Linked DNA regions of Homo sapiens: region 1 is linked to region 2. A link is an interaction called in ENCODE POLR2A ChIA-PET data of the cell type or tissue named here. Cell type or tissue: GM12878. All regions are shown on one strand. Links, peaks and the distances in the headings refer to the core of each region. The heading gives the core; the rest is flanking DNA. Region 1 overlaps ARL3 (ARF like GTPase 3). Region 2 overlaps SUFU (SUFU negative regulator of hedgehog signaling).

Region 1 (5,377 bases), core at 264-5,263, 78 kb after region 2:
GGTCAAGCAAAAGAAAGATTCCAGAGCTGTACTTGCACTTTCTTACGAATATGCACACAAACTATATTGCTTTTCTTCAGCCCCACCTTCATAATAGCCCCCAACCTCAAGATGCTCTCAGCTTTCTCTCTCTTTTTTTCTTTTTCTGAGACAGAGTCTCACTCTTTCACCCAGGCTGGAGTGCAGTAGTGCAATCTCAGCTCATTGCAAGCTCCGCCTCCTGGGTTCAGGCCATTCTCCTGCCTCAGCCTCCCGTGTAGCTGGGACTACAGGTGCCCGCCACCACACCCGGCTAATTTTTTTGTATTTTTAGTAGAGACGGGGCTTCACTGTGTTAGCCAGGATGGTCTCGATCTCCTGACCTCGTGATCTGCCTGCCTCGGCCTCCCAAAGTGCTGGGATTACAGGTGTGAGCCACCACAGCCGGCTACTCTCAGCTTTCTAAATTTGTCATCTAAACCTTTTAGACAGGCTCATGCTGAAGTGGTTTTCAGAAACACAAGAAAATTACTATCTTTTCTTGGGTCTCATCTTCATCAAAATAACCTTAGGCCTTATGACTGCCATCCTATGTGCAATCGGAGTAAAATATGTTAGACAAATTTTGATTGTTTATTTTTATTTATTTATTTATTTTGAGAGAGAGTCTTGCTCTGTCGCCCAGGCTGGAGTGCAGTGATGCGATCTTGGCTCACTGGAACCTTCGCCTCCCAGCTTCAAGCAATTCTGCTGCCTCAGCCTCCCAAGTAGCTGGGATTACAGGTGTGCACCACCATGTCCGGCTGATTTTTTTTGTATTTTTAGTAGAGACGGGGGTTTCACCATGTTGGCCAGGCTGGTCTCGAACCCCTGACCTCAGGTGATCCACCCGCCTCGGCCTCCCAAAGTGCTGGGATTACAGGCATGAGCCACTGCACCTGGCCTTGATGTTTTAAAAAGCAGCCAGGGCCGGGCAGGGTGGCTCATGCCTGTAATCCCAGCACTTTGGGAGGCTGACGCAGGCAGATCACTTGGGGTCAGGAGTTCAAGACCAGCCTGGTCAACATGGCGAAATCCCGTTTCTACTAAAAATACAAAAAATTAGCTGGGTGTGGTGGTGAATGCCTGTAATCCCAGCTACTTGCAAGGCTGAGGCAGGAGAATCACTTGAACCTGGAAGGCGGAGGTTGCAGTGAGCCGAGATTGTGCCACTGCACTCCAGCCTGGGCAATGAGAATGAAACTCCGTCTCAAAAAAAAAAAAAAAAAAAATTAGGGGGAGCCTGCTTTTCCGGTACACAGTTCCTCAGTACAAAGCATGGGGCTTTCTGTCAGCAGAAGCCTCCCAGTGGGAAACCAACCTGAAGTAGCAGGAAACAGACACCAACCCTAGGGGTAGGGAAGATAACCAACAGAAGAAACAAAAACACTTCTAGGATGACTAGTACGTGTATGGTTATTGGTGGCTATCACCTTGGAAGTACAGGCATTTTAGCATCCGTAATATTAGACACAACACAAAACCCCAATCCAATCAATCATCAAAGAATCCTAGAGTTAGAGACAATCCTCAGTCTTCTGTTCTCACATCCCTCCCAAAGGGGAAGCTTGCTGCACATGTGGGGTGGCTTACCTGGGGCACTGTTGGGGCACCTCATGATATCTGATTGGTTGCTAAGCAGAAAAGAACCAAATTCCTCCATGCCCTTCATATCTTGGAATGGCTCATCTGCCCATCAAGATCAGCCCAACCAATGAGACAGACCACCTCGGTTAGCTGTCATGTTGCCAGGTGGCCAAGCCTTCCTGTAATCTCACCTGAACGCCCTCTCCTGTGAGAGCTGAGCAAGACTGGATCTGCCAGACTCGGTCGCGGATGGTATGCAGGTTCAGTCCTTCTGCAATTTCAGAGGCAGGGGCTGCTGTGAGCAAATCCTGCTTATTAGCAAAGATGAGCACTGGCACACAACTTAGTTTTTCTTCCTCCAGTAATTCCGCTAGTTCCTGGATTTTGAGAAGGGAGAGGGAGGGAAGGTTAAAATCTATACATCTATGATATTTAACCATACACTACTTTTTTTTTTTTTTTTTTGAGACAGAGTCTCACTCTGTCACCCAGGCTGGAGTGCAATGGCGTGATCTCGGCTCACTGCAACCTTCGCTTCCCAGGTTCAAGTGATTCTCCTGCCTCAACCTCCTGAGTAGCTGGGACTACAGGCATGCACCACCACACTCAGCTAATTTTTGTATTTTTAGTAGAGACAGGGTTTTGCCACGTTGGGCAGGCTGGTCTAGAACTGCACACCTCAGGTGATCCACCCACCTCGGCCTCCCAAAGTGCTGGGATTACAGGCGTGAGCTACCATGCCCGGACAACCATGCAGTTCTAATCAGAAAAAAAAATAACAGTTAAGCTGATCAACTAGCAACTTTCAAGAGTAGTGATTCTCAAACTTTTTTTTTTCTTTCTTTTTTTTTTTTTTTGAGACAGGGTCTCGCTCTGTCGCCCAGGCTGGAGTGCAGTGGCGCAATCCCGGCTCACTGCAACCTTTCACCTCCCAGGTTCAAGCAATTCTCACCCCTCAGCCTCCTGAGTAGCTGGGACTGCAGGTGCACACTACCATGCCCAGCTAATTTCTGTATTTTTAGTAGAGATGGGTTTTCACCATGTTGGTCAGGCTGGTCTTGAACTCCTGGCCTCAAGTGATCTGCCCGCCTTGGCCTCCCAAAGTGCTGGGATTACGGTGTGAGCCGCCGTGCTCAGTCTGATTATCAAACTTGAACCTGTATAAGATTCCCCTGGCAGATTCCTGGGCCCAACCCAGAGATGCTGACTTTGGAAAGTCTGAGCTAGGGCTCAGGAATTTACTTTTTTTTTTTTTTTTTTTTTTTTTTTTGAGACGAGTCTTGCTCTGTTGCCCAGGCTGGAGTGCAGTGGCGCGATCTCGGCTCACTGCAACCTCCGCCTCCCGGGTTCAAGCAATTCTCTGCCTCAGCCTCCCAAGTGGCTGGGATTACAGGCGCCCACCACCATGCCTCGCTAATTTTTTTTGTATTTTTAGTAGAGACGGGGTTTCACCATCTTGGCCAGGCTAGTCTTGAACTCCTGACCTTGTGATCCACCCCCCACCTTGGCCTCCCAAAGTGCTGGGATTACAGGCGTGAGCCACCGCGCCCGGCATAGGAATCCACATTTTTAGCAAACTCCTGAAGTGATTCCGCTACAGATGATTCACAGATCACTTTTTTTTTTTGAGACAATATCTCACTCTGTCATCCAGGCTGGAGTGCAGTGGTGCGATCACAGCTTACTGCAGGCTCAACCTCCTGGGCTCAAGCAATGCTTAACTTAGCCTCCTGATCAGCTAGCTGGGACCTCAGGTGATTGCCACCATGCCCAGCTAATTAAAAAAAAATTTTTTTTGGCCAGGCGCGGTGGCTCACCCATGTAATCCCAGCATTTTGGGAGGCTGAGGTGGGCGGAGTTCGAGACCAGTCTGACCAATATGGTGAAACCCTGTCTCTATTAAAAATACAAAAATTAGCTGTGCATGGTGGTGGGCACATGTAGTCCCAACTACTTGGGAGGCTGAGACAGGAGAATTGCTTGAACCCAGGAGGCAAAGGTTGCAGTGAGCTAAGATCATGCCACTGCACTCCAGCCAGGGTGACAGAGTGAGATTCTGCCTGGAAAAAAAAAATTTTTTTTTGTAGAGACAGGGTTTTGATATATTGCCCACGCTGGTCTTGAACTCCTGGGCTCAAGGGATCCTCCTGCCTCAGCCTAACAAAGTGCTAGAATTATAGCGATGAGCCATCACACCTGGCCCATAGAACACTTTTGAGAAAATCATTCAAGGGAGAAGACAAGAAGTGGTTTGAGATTCAAAACTTACCCAAGGTTATTACCTGCAAATAACTTTCAATGCGTGTGTGTGTGTGTATGTGTGTGTGTGTATGAAATTTAAACTGAAAATGACAATTACTTTAGAGATAATTCTGTTTCATCAATCTCTATCTCTAAAACATGCATGCACATGCTTCACATTTCATCAAACCTACATCCTAAAATAACTTTATTGGTCCATCTGGCAAGGTCCCTGATATTTAGGTTATAGGTTGGGGTCTAAACTATATGTGATTTTGTTTACAAAAACTATAGGAAAGGGTGTATATGTACTTAAATGATAGGCCCCACCTTTTCCTCATTAAATCCACATTTTAGCTACTTAAAACACATGGGCTTTCAAAGAGAACTGTATGGATCAAGAGGCAGATGACTACATAGGACCCCCTCCACCTCCAAGCTCATTTCACATGAGTGATAATCCAGAAATCATCAGGGTATGGAAGGGTGGTGGGTTGTTTCCAGAAGTCTGGAGAGTTCTCAACTCAATTTCAAAAAAAGGGACATAAACATGAGAACTGCTACCTTTGGAAGGCCACCTGTGGTCATTTAGGACACAGGCCAAGGACTCTGCAATGATAACTTTTTAAAAAACTTTTTTTTTTTTTTTTTTTTGAGAGGGAGTCTCACTCTGTCACCCAGGCTGGAGTGCAGTGACACAATCTCGGCTCAGTGCAACCTCTGCAGTGGGTTCAAGTGATTCTCCTGCCTCAGCCTCCAGAGTAGCTGGGACTGTACAGGCACGTGCCACCACACCTGGCTAATTTTTTGTGTTTTTAGTAGAGACAGGGTTTCACTGTGTTAGCCAGGATGGTCTTGATCTCCTGACTGCAAGTGATCTGCCCACCTCAGCCTCCCAAAGGGCTGGGATTACAGGCGCGAGCCACCGCACCCAGCCCTTGGCATGTGCATTTTTTCCTGTCCTTTCAGATTTGTCAAAGTTACCCCTGAATCAATTAAGTAGGTATTGAAAAATGTAAATAAAAATGAGAAGTGACTTGTTCCTCTGGGTTCGTTTTCACATGGCCTGGGAAAAAACCTGAAGAGCCTTTGGGCATGGTGCTAAGTTCCACTTGTCTGTATCTCATATATTCAATTTGATTAAAGCTAAAAAGCTTTAATTAGAAAACTGTTTAGGCTGGGCATGGAGGCTCACGCCTGTAATCCCAGCACTTTGGGAGGCTGAGGTGGGTGGATCATCTGAGGTCAAGAGTTCAAGACCAGCCTGGTCAACATGGTGAAACCCTGTCTCTACTAAAAATACAAAAAAATTAGCCGGGCGTGGTGGCGCACGCCTGTAATCCCAGCTACTTGGGAGGCTGAGGCAGGAGAATCACTTGAACCTGGGAGGTTGAAGTTGCAGTGAGCTGAAATTGTGCCATTGCACTCCAGCCTGGGTGACAAGAGTGAAACTCCGTTTTGGAGGGGGGAAAAAAAAACTGTTTAAAGAACTCTCAACTAATTTCAGACAACTGGTATTTTTGCCTGCTTG
Region 2 (5,377 bases), core at 74-5,073:
CAAGGGGCAGAAGCCAGAGGTTGGGCTGGGCTCAGCAGGCCAAATCCACTTCACTTGTGAATAGTTGCCAAGCTTGATGCCCTGGTTCCTGTTCCTGGGCATCCCCAAGGAGAAGGCCCCAAGTCGTGTGTCCACTGCAGACGTCATGACTCACAGGACTGGGATTGTGGCTAAAAGGAGTCTCAATGGTTCAGCTCCTCTCCTTTCCACCCATGCTGCCACTGACTGAATGGGACCAATGCCCTTTAGGCGAATGTGAAAAATTAAGACTTTTCCGTTCAGAGAGACCAGGGTGGAGGGGAAGCATGGTTGAGACTCTGTTGGTCTGTTATGTGTAGGTAGGGTGATCAAGGCATGTACTATGAACTGTACACTGCTAGAAATCAGGAATCTACCTTGACACTGGAAGGAGAGGGTATATTAGGATCTATAAAAAGTCACCTTATGCAGTGAGAAATACAAGTATAGAATGTGTTATATAGACAGGTGGTTAAAGATGAAATAGATCAGTTTAGATCAATTGCACCTCTAAGCCATCCCATAAACCACCCCTTGGTGTGGTGCTCTCAATATAGAAGGAATCCTGGGCTGGTCCTCGCGGCTGAGTGGGCAGTTTTTATTGCGCATCACCTTGTGCCAGGCCTTGCGTCGTGGGATGCCCTTGTTCCTGTCTTGTGACTTAGAACACTGAGACTTAGCCAGGTTGTAGAACTTATCTAGCATCAGACTGCAGGGATTAAGTGTCAGCCAGGATTTGAACCTGAGTGGTGTGACTCTAGATCTGAGCCTCTTCACTGAGTATTGCCTGTAAAAGAGGATAAAGGTGGAGGGATACATGCCAGTTCACCAGAAAACATAACTGGAAACAGGGTCTTTGATGCCTGCATGCCGGTGCACAGAGGAAAGCTGGTATTTTAGTTTGCCTGGAAACCCCTGAAGGTGGCAGTTCAGGAGAGACCATTTAGCTGAGAGAGGCATACTAAAAAAATAAAGTGAAATCAGCTAGAGGATACACTCCATCCAAATCTAAGTGAGGAAGACATATGGGGGTAGGAAATGGATTCAACATGAGAAAGAGACAAGGAGAATCCGGGGTGAATGGGAGAGTGATCCCAGATGACAACGGTATAGCAGGAATGAAAGGCAGCCAACTCAGGTGGGAGCGGGTTGGAAGGATCCTCTGGAGAAATGTCTCCAAGAAAATAAAATTGATAAATACCTGATGTATTTGAATGTCCTGGGAGGAGGATGTGTGGACCATTGGTAAGAGTAATTTTTTTTTTTTTTTTGAGACGGCGTCTGACTCTGTCGCCTTGGCTGGAGTGCAGTGGTGTGATCTCAACCTCTGCCTCCTGAGCTCAAGTGATCTTCCCTCCTCAGCCTCCTGAGTATCTGGTACCACAGGCACATGCCACCATGCCTGGCTAATTTTTTGTACTTTTGGTAGAGGTGGGGTTTTACTGCGTTGCCCAGGCTGGCCTTGAACTCCTGAGCTCAATCGATTTTCCCACCCGGCCTCCCAAAGTGCTGGGATTACGGGCATGAGCCGCCACGCCCAGCCAATAATAGTAATTCTGATTTAATTGGTGATAAGCACATAGAAAACTAAGACAGGTATTAAATCCAAGGAAAATAGAAAATTATGACAGAAAGGAAAAGTATATTAATATAATACATGGCTCAACTGTAAACAGCATTGATATAGTCATAAAATTTAAACACACCAGTCCACACAAACTGATGGTGCAGTTATCCTGAAAAGGTGGGAAGGTGCATGGAAGAGAGCTAAAAGCTCATCTTCCCTAGTGGGGAGTCAGTAGGTAAAGCCTGAAAAGGAAATACCAGGCCAGGTGTGGTGACTCACGCCTGTAATCCCAGCACTTTGAGAGGCCAAGGCGTGCAGATCACTTGAGGTCAGGAGTTGGAGACTGGCCTGGCCAACATGGTGAAACCCCGTCTCTACTAAAATACAAAAATTAGCTGGAAACGGTTGCGTGCCTGTAGTCCCAGCTACTCGGGAGGCCGAGGCAGGAGAATCGCTTGAACCCAGGAGGTGGAGGTTGCAGTGAGCCGAGATCTTGCCACTGCACTCCAGCCTGGGCGACAGAGCAAGATTCCATCTCAAACAAAAAAAAAAAGAAAAGAAAGAAAAGAAAAGGAAACACCGGGGAAAGTTTATTTAAAATATCAAGGATGGGAGGCTGAGGTGGGTGGATCACCTGAGGTCAGGAGTTCAAGACCAGCCTGGCCAACATGATAAAACCCCATCTCTACAAAAATATAAAAATCAGCCAGGCGTGATGGTGGGTGCCTATAATCCCAGCTCTTCGGGAGGCTGAGGTGGGAGAATCGCTTGAACCCAGGAGTTGGGGGTTGTAGTGAACCAAGATAGCACCATTGCACTCCAGCCTGGGCAACAGAGCGAGACTCTGTCTAAAAAAACAAAAAAAAAATTTAAGGAAAATGCGAAAGAATCATCTACAGAGGTGACAGTTGTCTCCGAGGAGGGGAGCATGGGAAAACAGTGACTATTGTAATGACCCTCATGAAACCGTTTGACTAAACACTAAAAAAGAAAAAAGAAAAAGATATTGTATGAGCTGTTACAGTTTACCCTGCCCAGTGAAAAGAAAGGATGATGTGTGCCAGGTAAAAAGCACACAGTTAGTGCCAAGGCAAGCCCAGGGGAACTTCAGCTTCCCCAGCCTCAGGCTGAGAGTTGAGGGTGAGCCATGGAGAATCATCTGACAGCCCCCTGAAAAGTGTCTGTCTCAGGGGCACAGAAGATAATGGGGGGAACTTGGCTGTGGACCCAATTCTGACCAGCAGGGAGTGTGAGTCCTGTGAGAAAGCAGCTTGGGCAGGCAGAGTTCAGGAGGGAAAACCCTGGGCCAGTAGTCCCTAGAGGAGGTCCCCACAGCGTTTTAGGGGATTTTCTTGGGTGTTCAGCCAGAAGAGGGTTCTCTGGCTACAGTTGGAAAATGCTGGCTTACACAAAATGAAACCGGTACATTTTCCCTCTGTCCTCCTCAGAGTCCAAAATGCCAACATTTTGTGAATCTCTAATCTGAGATGGGACATATTCCATCCACCTTTGCCACACCTGTTTTTCTAGAGGCTTCTCTTAAATTAAAATTCCATCGAATACCCTTTGGGAAGTCCTGCCCTGTCTTCCAGGAAGGCAGTTCTTTTAAGAATTCAAGGAAAAGATAGATATGTCTTCATAGTCTTGAAACCCCGGAAGAAAAGACCACTCAAAAGAGATGGGAGTTTCTTAAGGAGAAATGTAGAAATATTATAGTTACTTTTGGGGTTTTATCTCAGCTCTTTACTCATTGTGCGATCTTGGGCTAGTTATTTAAGTTTCTGAGTTTCAGTGTCTTTATCTGTAAAATGGGGAAAATAATGCCTCTTTATAGAGTTGTGATGGAAATGAAAGGAAGCAAAGTACACAAAGGATTAGCATGGGACCCAGCACCATAGTCTGTGCTCAATAAAGATGTCTCTTATTATTGTGAATAGTCCCCTGAAAACCAAAAGGAGGTCTATTACCTCCAGGGACCAATATAGGTCTGTAGAGAATACTTCACACAACTCAATTTGGAAGAATTTGAACAAATGCTGGAAGGAGAGAGATGTTATGTCAGCATAGACTTTAAAGAACAGGGTCAAGAAAAGCTGAAACTCAAGAACTGAGTCTTGCAAAAAAAGTGCAATGACCAGCAAAAAGGACATTATTTTTGTACTTCTCTTTGGAGCAAGAAGAAGAAAACCTAGACCCAATTGTTTGGACAGAGTAACATTTATCAGTGGCAGAGAGAAAGCAAAATTTGCTTAAGTTCTGTTATGGTTCCATATTAAAGCAAATGGTTATCAGACCAGGAAGGGTCCCACAGGCATTGACAAGAGGGTTGAATCTATTATTTCAGCTCTCCTGGCTCACATGTATTGTGCCTCCAGAACACCAGAATTGGCAGGCGAGAGTCATGAAGCTGGTGTCAGCAATCTTTGAGGGAATGGGAGAGAGGTGTTGGCAGACTGGAAGTACTCGGAAGTTTCAGGATGCAAAAAGCATCTTGCACTCTCTAGACTAGTGAGCTTGGTGTCACTCTCAGTGAAAATTCTGGACTAGATTATTCAGCAAGTAGGCTGTGAACACTCCAAGGGAAAGAGCGAGTCCTGAGAGTCAGAAACAGCCAGGCTTGCCAGACCATCCTCATTGCCTTTTTATTTATTTATTTTTAATTTTTTCCAAAGACCGCTAAGTGGACTCAACATCGTCGTTGCCTTTTTAGAAATGCCTACCTGGCTGGGCGCGGTGACTCACACCTGTAATCCCAGCACTTTGGGAGGCTGAGGCGGGCAGATCACTTGAGGTCAGGATCACTTGAGGTCAGGAGTTCGAGACCAGCCTGGCCAATATGGTGAAACCCCGTCTCTACTAAAAATACAAAAATTAGCCAGGTGTGGTGGTGGGCACCTATAATCCTAGCTGCTCGGTAGGCTGAGGCAGGAGAATTGCTTGAACCTGGGAGGCGGAGGTTGCAGTGAGCCGAGATCACACCATTGCACTCCAGCCTGGGCGTCGCAGCAAGACTCTGTCTCAAAAAAAAAAAGAAAAAGAGAAAAGAAATGCTTACCTGCCCAAGTAGACAAAGGAAGTGCTGTAGACCTTATATAGGCGGGGTTTAGCAAGATGTTTTGAGAACATTCTGACAGCATTATAGGCAAAACAGAAATGTCCAGAGAACATCCAGAAGGGTGAGGGCCGTGGCGATGGGAAGGTTGGGTTGATTTATAACTGGTTGGATGAGCATACCCAAAGAGTAATGATGTCAGTCCGTCAGCCTGTCTGCCTAGCCCTTTCCTGTTTACTTTTTAATCAAAGCCTGGGATGAGAACATCGATGACGAATTTATCAGTTTTGTCAGTGATCTGAAGTCAGGAAGGAATGCCAATATGATGGATGCCAGAGTCAGGTTTCAGAAATACCCGAACTGCCGGAACACTAGCCAGATAGCGCAGAGTTCTTCTGCTCCTAGCTCCATGTAATCAGCCAGACATATGGGGGAGAACGGGTCCCAGGGCATCCCATGGGAGAAAGCCCGAGGGAGATTTCGTTGACAGAGGGAGTGCAGTGTGAGTTGGTAGTATGAGGAGGTTACAAAGAGTAGATAATTCGATGACAGTTTTAATAGAAATAAAATGTCCTGGACAAGAGAGATCATAGTCCCTCTGTGATCTGCACTGGTGAGGTCACATACTATGTTTATTGCCACACACGACACTTCACTTCTGGATGGGACATCAAACTTTGACAGGTTAGAATGAGCCCAGGGGAGGTGACTTGAATGGATGGAGGATTTCAGAACCTTGT

Evidence for each region. ChIA-PET counts read pairs that join two places held together with the same protein. Peaks named below come from ENCODE experiments on the same cell type or tissue, not always from the same donor. Only the 100,000 strongest peaks of a DNase experiment are listed, where the experiment ranks them.
Region 1: POLR2A ChIA-PET joins it to region 2 with 7 read pairs; 5 of 35 experiments call an interaction of 5 or more read pairs at or near these places.

What each region holds. Positions count from the first base shown.
Region 1 is chr10:102,684,020-102,689,396 of GRCh38, forward strand. ARL3 (ARF like GTPase 3) reads right to left here. Exons shown (of 6, transcript NM_004311.4): 5 at 1,797-1,982. Among named protein-coding and RNA genes, the nearest start is that of ARL3, 28 kb to the right of the region's middle. In GM12878, for the core only: no CTCF peak of the experiment used is centred there; no DNase peak of the experiment used is centred there.
Region 2 is chr10:102,605,788-102,611,164 of GRCh38, forward strand. The region is part of intron 8 of SUFU (SUFU negative regulator of hedgehog signaling); the gene reads left to right. Among named protein-coding and RNA genes, the nearest start is that of TRIM8-DT, 35 kb to the right of the region's middle. In GM12878, for the core only: a CTCF peak has its summit at 2,829; a DNase peak (open chromatin) is centred at 2,874; H3K27ac peaks cover 259 bases.